2 separate regions of the Homo sapiens genome follow, and region 1 is linked to region 2. The links are chromatin contacts, found by Hi-C or POLR2A ChIA-PET in ENCODE. All regions are on one chromosome and are shown on one strand. The core of a region is the stretch at or near the end of the contact, and the rest is flanking DNA. Distances in the headings are between cores, read along the strand shown.

Evidence for each region. Hi-C counts contacts between places; a loop is a spot of excess contacts on that map. ChIA-PET counts read pairs that join two places held with the same protein, here RNA polymerase II (POLR2A). Pooled maps may share reads with other maps.
Region 1: a map of naive thymus-derived CD4-positive, alpha-beta T cell shows a loop between it and region 2 (2.4-fold over the local background). The contact joins the promoter of TMEM178B here to the promoter of NDUFB2 in region 2. A Hi-C loop is called at or near these places in 1 of 168 maps with a recorded cell type or tissue (naive thymus-derived CD4-positive, alpha-beta T cell) and 6 of 50 pooled maps. POLR2A ChIA-PET finds 5 or more read pairs at or near these places in 2 of 52 experiments (Caco-2 and OCI-LY7).

The regions. Positions count from the first base shown.
Region 1 is chr7:141,072,364-141,079,367 of GRCh38, reverse strand. TMEM178B (transmembrane protein 178B) reads right to left here and starts at 5,304. Exons shown (of 4, transcript NM_001195278.2): 1 at 4,676-5,304. The coding sequence starts at 5,057.
Region 2 is chr7:140,693,004-140,699,925 of GRCh38, reverse strand. It overlaps NDUFB2 (NADH:ubiquinone oxidoreductase subunit B2), which reads right to left and starts at 3,218. Exons shown (of 4, transcript NM_004546.3): 1 at 3,084-3,218. The coding sequence starts at 3,181. NDUFB2-AS1 (NDUFB2 antisense RNA 1) reads left to right here and starts at 2,849. Exons shown (of 2, transcript NR_024454.1): 1 at 2,849-3,011; 2 at 3,106-4,590. It overlaps ADCK2 (aarF domain containing kinase 2), which reads right to left. Exons shown (of 8, transcript NM_052853.4): 8 at 4,816-5,263. The coding sequence ends at 5,123. RefSeq lists an enhancer at 2,900-3,209.

The sequences.
Region 1 (7,004 bases), core at 4,055-6,554, 380 kb before region 2:
GCCAGTAGGCACATACGGCTACTGAACATTTGAAATGTGGCCAATACAACTACGGAAATAATTTTTGTTTGTTTGTTTTTTGAGACAGAGTCTCGCTCTGTCACCCAGGCTGGAGTGCAACGGCATGATACCAGATCACCGCAACCTCTACCTCCTAGGTTCAAGCGATTCTCCTGCCTCAGCCTCCTGAGTAGCTGGCATTACAGACACACACCACCATGCCCAGCTAATTTTTGTATTTTTACTAGAGATGGGTTTTCACCATGTTGGCGAGGCTGGTCTCGAACTCCTGAACTCAAGTGATTCACCTGCCTCGGCCTCCCAAAGTGCTGGGATTACAGGCGTGAACCACTGTGCCCAGCCTATTTTATTTAACTTTGGTTATTGTTAACTTGAACAGCCACATGTGGGTTGTGGCTCCCCAACTGGGCAGCATAGCTGTAGGGGATTTGATATACGAGCTCCCTGACTTGGTCCATGGCTGCTCTCCAGCTCCTGGTCTGCTCCTTCTCCTTGCCCCAGAAATCAACACTCACAAGGCCAAACTGCTGTTCCACACCTCTATGGCTGTGCATATGCTGGCCCATTGCCTGAAATATCCTTCCTCCACATCCACCTCCAAACCTTATCAAACATCTTGTTCAGATTTCATTTCCTCAGGACAACTTTCCCTAACCTCCTCCTGCCTACCTCCCGCTACTGCCGACACAATCCACCATCACTTTCTCTGTGTTCCTCTGCATCTGTTTCTGTTGCTGCTCTCATCATCCTGTAGTTGTAACCTATTTTCTCTGACACTAACAGACTATGCAAATTCTGAGGACCAGATCTTATGCATTTCTTCATCCTAGCGATGTGTGCCCATAACACAATACATGTGTAGTAAATATTTGCTGATCCCATTATTAATTTTTAAATATGTGAATGTTTTCTTAAAATTACTTTTGGAGTATTGACAACCACTCTGTGATTATGGGAACTCTTTAAGTCAAAGTCTATTATAAGGCCAATTTTCAAATAATAAAAAGTTCTTAGAGTATCAGTTGAAGTTCTACTTATTTCAAACTATATCAATATAATATTTTAGTACAAACCAAATAATATAATTTTCCCCTTAGAGTTCCCTAGAACAAAATCCTACCTATAACTCCTCCTCCTAAGGGTCTGGAAGTCTCTTGGATTTCAGAAACTGATCTTGTCACTGATCTGTCCCCAGTGCCTGCAGTCACTTACTAGGGAGACATGGATGAGATTTAAAAGCAAGAAGACAAAAGGACCTGATTTAAGACTTGTCATGGATGCCAACAAATGGGAATTCAGGGTAATCTACCCTTGCTGTACCCTATATCCAATCTTACCCCCAAGAAGGAAATAATTAAAACCTTATCCATCATAAAAAATAATGTCCACAAGTGATATGTGTCTGCTTAGTGACATGTTATCCAAAACAGAATTGTCTGTTTTCCTTATTCTTTGGCAAAGCTCAAGAAATCGTCCCTTCATAGATTATGTAGCATTTGTTGCAATATTGACCTGGCCTGACAGCCACACTGTTTCATATTTTCCCATCACGATTTTCTAATTTTTTACTTAAATTCTCACACAAGTGTTTCTATAATTAGAATAAGCTTGGATGGATACATTTCTGTGAACCTAATTTGTATGAAATATTTCCCAAATACCAAGCATCTGGTGAATGTATTTAACAAATGATGGTCTTTCCTGACCTCTAGGAACTTACAGTTTAATAATGCAAACAAATGAATACACAGTGATGAGAAATGCATACGTGTGGGTACAGCATGGCAGAAGGTCCTGGAGGGGAATGGATTTCAGAATGAATATGAATCCAGAGGACTTTACCTTCAAATCAGACATAGATTTGATGTTCGTTTTCTTATTAATTATGTGGTTTTATGTTGAAATGCACAAATAGCACTTTCTAATGTAATGAACATCGATTTAACAAATAACTAAGTTCTTTAGATCATTTAGATAAGTCTCTAATTTTCCTATATATTAACGGATTTTAAAGTCTTTTCTCTGGTTTTCTTTTTCCCTTGCCCATTACATATCTTCCAGAATTTTAATCAAAGTAGATATTTCAAAGAAGACAGAGGTCTGAGATCTCTTTTGCGGTTTCTAATGAATAATGTGAGATAAACATCTTTTTCTAAAATGTCTCATTTAAATATAGGGATATCAGTTTCTCTTTTTAACTTCCTTATAAAATCTGCCCATCTAAGAGGAACACTAAGTGTAAAAATTGTGTTCTATATGTTATTGGAATTGCTTGTGAATTCTACTAATATAACATGCACTTATTTCCAAAATGTGTCTATTGCTGCTCAGAAAAGGAAGATCTGGTTTTCAAAGAGTGTGTGTTGAGGTTAAAAATGAAGATAGTGACCTTAACTCTCTCAAGATTTGTAAGGCTGGCATGTCATCTATCTCAATAATACCTAACAAGAATGTCAAATGGACAGAAACAGCCATGGTAAGCGGGTGCTTGCCGCTGACAGTGATTGCTGTATTTTGGGCGATGGGGAACACCATTTCCATTAGTTCAAGTGAAATACAATGCCCTGCCAACTCTAGGTATCAGTGTATTCAATACCCCTGCTGTGCCATGTCCATTTTCTGTTGCTGCAATTAAAAATCAGTCGATACAAAATCAAAATGTTGTACATTCTTCCCCTATCCCTTTCCCTGTCTCTGTTTCCAGCTTCACCGGAAGAACATGTCACTATGGCAACCAACCCCTCCAGTGCACAGACCAAGTCAACCTTTCTAGTCAGACTGCCAAGCAGAGCAACAGGGAATCAAAGCTCTGAATGGAACCGCCAGAAACCATGAATTCCATCCCCCTTTCTCTAAGTGGGGTTAACCAACACAAGAAGGGATACCTCTCTTATTCTAGAAGGCATTCAAGGAAGGAAAAGTAAGAATATCCTTCAACAAATTCTCCCAGTGTTTGCTGTTCATTATTAACATGAATTCTCCCTCACATTTCAGCTAACTTCCTCTCATTTCAATTTTAAAGAAAGCAGAAAATCATGGATAAAATAACACTTTATAAATCTGAGAATCTCAAAACTGTTATAAGGTCACTCATTGTCAAAAACTATTCTAGGCCCTCTTGTTTTCCTGCCTTGGCAGCCAAACCCAAGTTGGTCTCTTCTGGACTCCCCTAATATTCTGTACATCTTTACAAAGTGGTAGTGCTCCAAATGGGTCACCTTGTTCCAATAAGAACCCAATTGTGAAGCAAATGGGATATTGGTTGTATTAACACACCAATAACAAAATCAGCTAAAATCCCTAGTCATTCTAAAGAAGCTATAAAACAAACAGATAGATTCTGTCTCTGAAGCCACCTCACCTAAATCTGACCTGGCCACCTAGACCAGACCCACTGCTTGTCATTCTTAAACACTTGACTTTTTTGCAAATTAACAATTTTTTCTGATCAATTGCACACTTGTATCCATCAAAGAACATCAGTTCTCATAAATATTATTTTAATACAGCAGCAAACCTCACAGCATTATAATGAGACACTAAGAACTGCTTTTATATCTTGGCCTTAAAAACTTTGCAAATAATAGTATCTTTGTCACCTTGACATCACCATTTAATAGTTAAAGAGAATGAAACACAAGGGGAAAAAAACCAGACTCATAAAATCTGCACATCTTCCTAGGATGTAGCTACCATAGAAGAGAACATATTCCTTTCTTCAGAGCAGTTTTAATACACATTCAAACAATATTCCAGTGGGTTGACAACAGGATGGTTCCCAAAGTATAAATCATACAAGGTTTACAAATTCCATCCGATAAGCAGAATTTTTTAAGTAATGTGATCATATTAAAGTATCAAATAAATTTTTATCATTAGCAAATGCAGCTTGTTTTGTGTTTTGACATACACTTTGGGAATTTTTATATACATTTTCTGAAAATCTTATTTTTTTTCTCTGACATGCCCACTTTGATGTTACTGAAAGAACTATTTTTTTTTTACTTATTAGACCTTGTTGATATTCGATGCACAGAAGTCACTACAGTCAACCACTGTTTCAGAAGGAGACATAAAGAATTGTGATATGATGCTGCTGGTCAGCTGGCTTGGAGCTGCTTACAGGACAGGGGCTGTGATTTATTGATGTTTATATGACCAGTGCCTACACCATATCTGGTATAGTATAGCGCTCAGCAAACGTTTCTGGTATGAATAAGGCCTTCTCTGTGAAATGTTTCCCCCAATTTTCCTTGATTAAATCAGTTCAACAAAAATTAGGAACCTGTCTACCCCTGACACATGACTCCTAAAGGGCTTCCTTTAAGAGCACAAACAACGTTCCAGATTCCCTTCTTCTCAGAGGCTGATGAAGCATTATCCTGGATAAGAACCCTGGACCATGAGGTTCCACTCGAATCCCGACAGAGACGCGCGAAAGGAGAGGCAGGGGAGAGAGTTAAGCCTGCACCAAGCTTCATTAACAGCTATTGGGAGGCAAGTCCTGGCCCCGAGGCTCAGCCAGGCCTGGATAACCGGACCGCCTGGAACCCAGAGACCTGATAGCCTGTGGCCTGGGAAGGAGACGCGAGGGGCTGCGGGGCCTAAAGGCGCCGGGCTCTCCGCAGCGCCACGCCTTGCGCCCGGCGCTTACCTTTCCGAATGAGGGCGGCGATCTCGGGGTCGAAGCCCTGCCGGTGGCACTTCCTCCAGAGGCCCATGTTGGTGGAGTTGTACTGCCGGCTGCACTCGTCCGCGGGGCTCATGGCGAACAGCTGCCGGCGATTCCGGGCCCGGAGGAGTTTGCCCTCCCAGCGGTCCAGGCGCGAGCGGCTCGCCCGGAGCGGCAAGTTGTTGTTATTGTTGTAAATGAAGCCGGGGTCGACCCGGCGGGTGTTGAAGGCCTTGCACCTGTCCCTGTGCTTCCTGGCGTCCGTCTCGTACCAGTGGTCCGAGCAGATGGCCACGGCCAGCATGCCGAGGGCGCAGAGCGCTAGCGAGAGGCCAGTGTAGAGCAGTAACCTTCCGGCAGCCATGCCTCCGCTTGGCGGCTACACCATGGGCATGATCCGCCGCAGCCTCGCCTTCCCTCGCCGCACCCGGAACAAAGCGGCGGGCGGCCGAGCTGGGGGAGGGGGCAGGAGAGGGACTCGCGCCGCGGCGCCCCCTCGGCCCCCGCCTACCGGAGCACGGCCCGGGGACTGCGGGGATGGGGGCGGGCGGCCTAAAAAGTTCTGATCCGGAGAGGCTCCCGCGGGCTCCTGGGCATCCTCTGAGGCAGGTGCAGCCTCCGGCGGCGGCGAACCCAGCGCGGCCGCCTCCCGCCCCCTCCCCGCCCCGCAGGAAGCGACTGCCCCGAAGCAGCCGCCTCGGCTCCCAGCCCGGCTTCGGGCGCCGCTGCCCTCGGGCCGGAAACTAAATGCCAAGTGTCCTCGGCTGCGGTGGGGCTTCTTTGTGCAGGATGGTGACGGGACAGAACTCGCCTGTCTCTCTGAGGGGGACGGGGGGTGCTGTCAGGAGGCGCCACTGGACCACCGGGTGAAGTAGAACGCCCCGGATGCGGCCGGCGGGCGAAAGAAACCTCCAGGTGCTGGGGCCGGCTTCTCGGAGTCCCTCCTGGGTCTCTGGCTCAGAGCCTCTCCCCCTCCCCGTCTGCAAGCAAAGACCTGGGGCGCGCACCCAGAAATGTTCTTCCTCTTTGGGTCGGGTCCTCTTAAAATCTCCGTTCTCTGGTCACCAGCAGGTCGGTTGCTCCTTCTGACCCGCGTGCTGCGCTCAGAGGCGCACTCCCCGCGGACGCACGCTCTCGGCCGACCTTTCCCCGCGAGCTCCCCGGTGCCCTGCCTCTGGCATCGCCATTCAGGCGGCCCCTCGGGCCGACAGCGTGTTCACCCGGGCGGCGTTACCGGACGAGACCCGGCCTGGGATCTGCGGAGACTGGGCGGCTGCTGGCGGACGCGAGGGGCGGGCTGCGCGGCGGAGGGTGCACCAGGCAGCGCTCACTGCGCGCGGCGCTAGGGGCTCGGCCCACCGCGCCTTCAACACCATGGACAGGTCACGCCGCCACGGCGCGCTGCCGGCCCAGCCGCCAGCCCCCGAGCGTCACGCAGCTCTTCCCAGCGCCGTCTTCTGCCTGGAGTGTCCACCCGACCGCCTCCGGACCCGGCTCTCCCGCGACGCCTCCGCCTCACTTCATCTGGCACCCGGGAGCCCCGGGAGCCTGCCGCCCAGGTGCAAAGAAAATGCCGCAGGCACCGAAGAAAACCCCGGTCCCGGCCCCTCCAAACAATCCGCCCCTTTCTCCAGGCACCTGAGCCCTTGGCACTCTGGCACCCCGTCTGCTCTGCCCAGCTGGGCTCAGTCGCTCTCAGATTGCACCATTTTCTTCGCAGCCCACCCGGGCGCCGAGATGCCGGCTCACTCGACAGCGTGCAGAGAATCCCGTCCTGGCCTCGGCGTCCCACGATCCGGCTCCCGGCGCGCGGTGGTCGCCGAGATGAATGGGGAGAGGGTGGGGGAGGGAGGCTGGGTCACTCGGCTTCCCCTCGTCGCCTCCTCCTCTAGCCGCGGCGGCTCCGAGGCCTCGCAGGCTCGGCTGGTGCCCGGGAGGCGCGAGAGCCCAGGCTGCGCCCAGGGGACTGGGGAAATCGCATTGCCCGGGTGCGGGCGCCGGAGGAAGCTGCTGCCGCGCTCTCTCGTCCGGCGCGGGTAGCTGCAGCCTTGGCTAAAACCCACAGACGAGAACACCGAGCGCGCAGCCAAAAGCTAGTGATGTCATCCGTGCAACGTGAGCCTCATCTCTTATTTTTCTAGTCTCCTTAAAGATAAACTGCACCATTTCCCAGGCACGAAATGTCTAAGTCTTATTCTTTGACCAGGCAAGTCAATGGTGTCTAGATAGGTATGTGCCCAACCACATCCATATTTATGCACATATACATATATGTGGTATGTAGCATGTTTACATGCATTATTATAAATTT
Region 2 (6,922 bases), core at 1,969-4,468:
CAAAGACTCAACACCTAATTCACAATGTTATGTTCCAAACCAGGTTGTGAACTGCATTGTGGCAAACTAGATACCCTGAACAACCCTCCAAATTAACAACTCTGCTGCTAGATGAGATTTTTAAGATTTTTACAAACATCACTGACCAGGCACAAAAGGAAGGAATCCACCAAGAGCAAAATTCAAGTAAAAACAAGGCCTGGAAGCTAAGCAATCAATCACTGAAGCTGCCTTCACCGGGAGCCCTTGAACCTCCACCAGGATAGCTACATGAGGTGTGGGGAAAGAGACGCAGCCTGGGGCCCACCCAAGGTGGGAAGGCTAATGACGAGGTCACTGAATAAAGCTGCAACCCCATATGGTAAAAGGGTGAACAAGAAATAAACCTTCCATGGACAAGGGAACAAGAATTTGTTATCAGAAGCCAGTCCTCAGGTAGATTTGCACCCAAATTCACATTACCTGCGTTGGACCTGTGTGGACCAAAAACCCCAAGCCGAGAATTTAATGTGAGCCTGAATTGGGGTGGCACCCTCAAGAGACTAAGAGAAGCACGATCTCAAAGAAATTCCAGGGAAAACAAGCTCAAGATCAAAAAACATAAGGAAGTAAGACACTATCAGCAAGTCCTGTAAGAAGGAAAGAGAATGGGGAAGAAACAACATCCAAGGAAATAATGGCTGTTCCAACTTCAAATGTTTGAGAGTCAAGTTTAAAAACAAAAATGCACCATAACTCTATTAGTTACATTTTTATTTTTATTTTTTTGAGACGGGGTCTCACTCTGTCACCCAGGCTGGAATGCAGTGGCACGATCTCGGCTCACTGCAACCTCTGCCTCCTGGGCTCAAGCAATTCTCCTGCCTCAGCCTCCCCAGTAGCTGGGATTACAGGCGCACACTACCATGCCCAGCTAATTTTTGTGTTTTTAGTAGAGATGGGGTTTCACCGTGTTGGCCAGGCTGGTCTCGAACTCCTGACCTCAGGTGATCCGCCCGCCTCAGCCTCTCAAAGTGCTGGGATTACAGGTGTGAGCCACCGCGCCTGGACAAAGTTACATTTTTAAAAAATAAATCAGACCACATTACTTTCCTGCTTTAAAACTCCAATGGCTCCCTGTGATTCTTAGAATAAAATTCCGAGTCCTCCAAAGCCCCCTCTAATCCGGCCCCCACACTTGTCCCTGTGACCTGGTCTCTCCCACTCTTCCCCTACGCTCCACTCCAGCCTGGCCTCCTGCCAACCCTGCGGGCTCTGGCCTCTCCACCTGATGCCTCCTCTGCCCTCTTATGTCCACCGGGCTCTTCCCTTGAGGTCTCTGCATGGCTGACTTCTCATCCCTCAGGTCCCGCTTCAAATCACACTCCCAGGCATTCCCACGCCATCCCCAAATACAATATCCCTTCTACTCCCACACCACGCATTCTCCATATTAATCCCCAGCTGTATTCTCTTCATAACCCTTAACAGTACTCAAAAAAGGTCTTTCTTTTCTACTGGTCTCTCCTCTCCAGAATGTACACTTCATTCTCTCTCGTATTCTGCTATATCCTCAGCACCTAGAAAGGAGCAGCCATATAGAAGATGCTCCATAAACATTTATGCACTTAATTATCACACACTCTGAAACAAGTGTGTGTTACGAACAAGCCAGCACCTCAGGGAAGATCGGCATTCCCCCATCTCCTCATGCAGGACCAAGGGCTGTCGCTCATGGCTCTCCATCACTGTCTTTGCCCAAGTCACACAGGGCTTTGCCTTCTGCCCACCCCACACCTGCCCCAGCTCCAGATTCTTCATCCATGTGGGACTTCAGGCAAGTCACTCCTTTCATTTCCTGGGCCTCAGTTCCTTAATAACAACAACAGTTAAAGAATACTTGTACGGTCCTTAGCAGGCACCAGCAATTGTTTTAAACACTTTAGTGAGACCAAGCGCAGTGGCTCGCCTGTATTCCCAACACTTTGGGAGGCCGAGGCTGGAGAATCACTTGAGCCCAGGAGTTAGAGGCTGCAGTGAGCTAGGATCGCGCCACTGCACTCCAGCCTGCCTGACAGAGTTAGACCCCATCTCCTAAAACACACAAACACGCTTTAGATAACAGTAACTCATTTAGTTCCTTGCAAATGGACGCCAAATGGGTGAGGAAACTGAGGCATTAAGAGAATAAGAAACTTTTCCAAGGTCCCACAGCTGGAGTGTGGCAGAGGTGGGATTTGAACCCAGCCACTGTGCGGCCAGAATCCCGCTTGGAATCACGACCCCACACTGCCTCTTGGTAAAGTGTAGCTGATGATCTAAGGGACCTGGAATCATCCATGACTCTTTTCCAGTCCTGCTCTTACGGAATCTCTGCACACCACTAACTCGGCTTCGGCAGCTGCTCCCTACCTCGCACCCGCTCCCTACCTCGCACCCCCAGCCCTCCGCCCTCCGGTCTGCGTCTCGGGCCACCTCGCGGGCGGCTCTGCCTGTCACTCTCCTAAACGCCACGGCTGCCCCAGCGTTGGCTTCCGGCTTTCTGCTCCTCTCACCCGACGGCGCTCTCTCTGGGCGACAGCCTCCACTCCCTGCAGCCAGAGTGATTTTTCAGCATTAAAAAGCGGCCACGTGACGTCTCCGATTAAAGGCTGCCGAACAGACTCTACCCTAAATTCCGCAGCCAGGCACCGGGACCCTGGACCGCGCCCTCCCTAGGCCTCACCGCCGCCGCCCCCCGCCTCGCTCCAGGAGCGTCCACACCCGCCGCGCACGCTGCTTCCTCCGCCTGGACCGCCCGCGCCGGCGCCGACTGGCTCAGCCCGCTCCGCATTCACGCGTGCGTCTCCCGAGGGCAGGCGGCCCCTACTACCATGACGGCCCTGCACACGGTGTCCCATCTGCCCAGCGAAGTCTCTCCCTCTCCCTCCGGCCAGCGGGGTCCCTCTCCTCGAGTCGCGGCTTCAGGAGACACGCGGACTACAGGTCCCAGCATGCCTCGGGACGCGGCCTCTTCAGGCGCCCCAGTCAAGGTGAGAGCGTCCCAGGGACCCGCGCTGTCCGCTACAGGCCGGCGAGGCCCCCATCCCCAGCCCCACACTCACTGACGGACTCCACCATCTCCAGCAGTCCGTGCGCAGCCGCTTCTGAAAAGGCGGCCTCCAACGCGAGCGAAAGACGCCAGCCGAGTCAGAGCGGACATACTCGCTCCCGTCCGCCCCGCGGTCCCCAGCCGCCTCGCCCCTGCCTACTTCGCTTCCCCGGCGCTCCGCCCGCGCCTCCCGTGACGTCACAGAGTCGCTCATCTCCAGGAGTGGGGGAGCCGGCAGCCGCTCCTGACCCAGATTAGCTGTGAGTCCTTCGGCTGCAGGAAACCTCTCTCCCGAGAGCAAAGCCCACGCATAACTTATGGTTGCTGAGCTGCCCCATGCCTTCTGAAACAGCTTGTTGGTTGCCCCTCTGATCCTGTAGGGCTCTCCCCGTGTTCTGCCCCTCCTAAAACTGAGTGGTGTATAATTCTTTTTTTTTTTTTTTTTTCTTTTTGAGACAAGGCCTTGCTCTGTCACCCAGGCTGGAGTGCAGTGACACCATCTCGGCTCACTGCAACCTCTGCCTCCCAGGCTCAAGCGATTCTCCTGCCTCAACTTCCCGAGTAGCTGGGATTACAGGCATTGTGCCAGGCTAAGTTCGTACGCAGCAATAGATAATGCCACAAATGGCTTGATTCGATCCACTGGCTTTAAGGCTGGGTTGGCATAGGCTCAGGGAAGAGACTGCCGTCTTTTTGTCCCTTTCCCGCCTCCACACTGTACCTGATGCGCACTGGCACGAGGGGCTGCGTGACCAGCTGGTGTTCTCCCTCCCAGCCATCTGGAGCCATCCCAACCCCTCTCTGCCTGCTTTGAATGTCCCCTCAAGACCTGGGAAGGAAAAAATAACATCACCTCCTTGAAAAAAACTGCACCAAAGGAATCTCTGTCCACCTAAACCATACTGCTCACTAAAAGACAGGAATGAGGAACTTTATCCTGGAGAAGGAAAGAATGGGAGAAACTAGTCCTGTAGTCAGGGCAGGACTCTCGGAGAGCGCAAGGGCTTGACTCCATTCGCTGCCTGGTGGTCTCTAAGACGAGCAACATAATCTATGAAGGTGCAGGGATAAACTGTGATTTTACCTAAAAAAAAAAAAAAAGAGAAATTAAGCTTTACAAATACCCCCCCTCCAGGCTGACCCCGGGCCCCTCCTAGTCAGCCAGACGGCCACATCAGCTCAGCTCTGAGAAGAAAGCCCGTGGTTGGGCCTGGCAGAGAGGGGCAGGTGGTGGTCACTGCAGGTCTGTCCCTGGGCGCTGCCATGGAGAAGAGGACACACTGGTTATATTAACTCTCTTCATATTCACCAAAATTAATGCCTGCAAGTGGACAGGCGCAGACACTGTGGCAGAGAAACTGTAGTTCCGGACTAGCGGGTGAACCCGGGGCCATGTTAAGGAAGTGGCCAAGCCGTTCTGCTCACGTCCCCGGTATGTCAGCCACTTTCATCAGTTTTGTTTTACCTTGTAATAAAAGTTACCAAGGAGTTAGCAAAATCTATTAAAAATTACCAAGAAGATAATTTGAAGTACAATGAAATTTGCCCTAAGTGTATATTATGCTGGCAGGTAGCACCTGCATGATATTTATACATAAAGAGTGTGTGTGTGTGTGTGTGTGTGTGCACATGCCACAGATCAGTAGGACTTGATGGCATTTTCTAACCTGAATATCAAAGTCTGGGAACTACCAGCAGTACCCATCTGACCAGGGAGTATAGCGGGTCAAGAAATGAGAAAAACAGGAAAACAAAATAAATTTATTCGTCCTCCTCCACATAACATTTTCCCTGAAGGAGAGTGTCCCTGGCACCTGGCCCAGCTTCCACAATGGAATGGATAGGCCCCTTCCCTCCTTTTACTCCCTAATTGGCCCAAAGCTTTTGAACAGACCCTCAAACCAAGCAGAGGAAGCCATGGTGTGCCTTCCACCACTGGAGGGTTACATTTGAAATTGGTGTCCCAATTTTAAAACGTCCCAGCTGCCATAGGAGAGGCTCTTGGGAGTGGCCTCCAGCTCTTGACAAGGGCCCACAGAGGCCACTGCCCCATCACGGGGGGCACACTGGGCCCGTGAGGAGGAAGGGCCTCGCTGCCTCCAGGATGTCCAGTTTGGGGTCCAGTGAGCGGCCAAGCCCCTCCAACACCATGATGGCAAACACAATGGAGGCAAAGTTGCTCTCAAGCTTTACCTGGAACAGAAAAACAGAACAGTTCATCTCAGAACATGCTGATACAGGGACGTGTGTTCTGGATAATCACCTTGCTGTCCACTCTCAGCCTCCCTCAGACCTGCCCACGGGATGTTTACCATCTACCTGACATTCTCTTCTCTACCGCGTCATCTCCCCAACCATCTCACCTACTCGCCCAGCCTCCCATCTACTGGACACACTAAGGAAAAATCTAGGGGTGCGGAATATACTTTTCTAGGTTTGTGTCCATGTGTGTATGAATGAATGACCAAATAAATCTTTCACACACATCCCAGAAACTATACATTTAAATACAGGTAATTCTTCGAAACCTACAGTAACCTTTATGTATGTATGTATTTATTTATTTATTTTAGAGACAGGGTCTCACTCTGTCACCTAGGCTGGAGTGCAATGGCAAGATCATAGCTCACTGCAGCCTTGAGCTCCTGGACTTCAGGGATCCTTCTGCCTCAGCCTCCTGAGACTGGGACTCTTTTTTGTAAACAGAGGGTCTTGCAATGTTGACGAGGCTGATCTCGAACTCCTGGCCCCAAGCAATCCTCCCACCTTGGCTGCCCCAAGTGCTGGGATTATAGGCAGGAGCCATGTCAGCTGGTCTACAATAGCCTTTTTAAGAGACAACACACAGGCCGGGCGTGGTGGCTCACTCCTGTAATCCCAGCCCTTTGGGAGACCGAGGCGGGCGGATCATGAGGTCAGGAGATCGAGACCATCCTGGCTGACACAGTGAAACCCTGCCTCTACTAAAAATACAAAAAATCAGCCGGGCATGGTGGCAGGCGCCTGTGGTCTCAGCTACTCGGGAGGCTGAGGCAGGAGAATGGCCTGAACTCGGGAGGCAGAGCTTGCAGTGAGCCAGGATGGCTCCACTGCACTCCAGCCTGGGCAACAGAGTGAAACTCCATCTCAAAAAAATAAAAAAAATCAGAGACAACACACAATTGACTGCTCAAACAGGGTACAGCTGTCCCTTCAGAGCCAGATTAGTAGTAATAGCAATTGACATGGATTCTTCAACTATTCTTCAAAAGTATCATCGTTATCCCCATTCTATAGAGAAAGAAGCTGTGGCTCAGAGAGGTTCAATGACTTGCTCAAGGCCACTGAGTGAGGAGGAATAGAGCCAGATGTAAACCTAGAAGAACAGGAATCTGCTTTTTAAGTGGACAGAAGGTCAAGAAATGGAAGGTTGAATCATGGGAAATATTCTTTGTTAGAAATTAAAGAGTATTTGTCTCCGTTAAGGGCTGGAAGGTTGTCGGGGTCAGGTGGATCCAGAAGCAGCAGCATGCTCCCAGGAGCAGCTTGTGGAGTTCCAGCCTGGCAGATTGGCCACACAGGCTCTGGTCCGGGTGGGAACCCAGGGCTCTAACACCTCTGGGAATGCTTTCATTCTGAAGCTGGGTGGGGGGTTCTTAGTGTGGATTAGATTCCTTTATCTCTGTGTTACTGTCAAATACTTTATTTAAAAAAATTAAGTGCTACCTGAATAGATATTTCTTCTAAGGAAGATATATTATACAAATGGCCAATTGGCATATGAAAAGATGTTCAACATCATGAATCAGTAGAGAAATGCAATCAAAACCACAATGAGACATCACCTCACACCCATTAGGATGGCCACTAAAA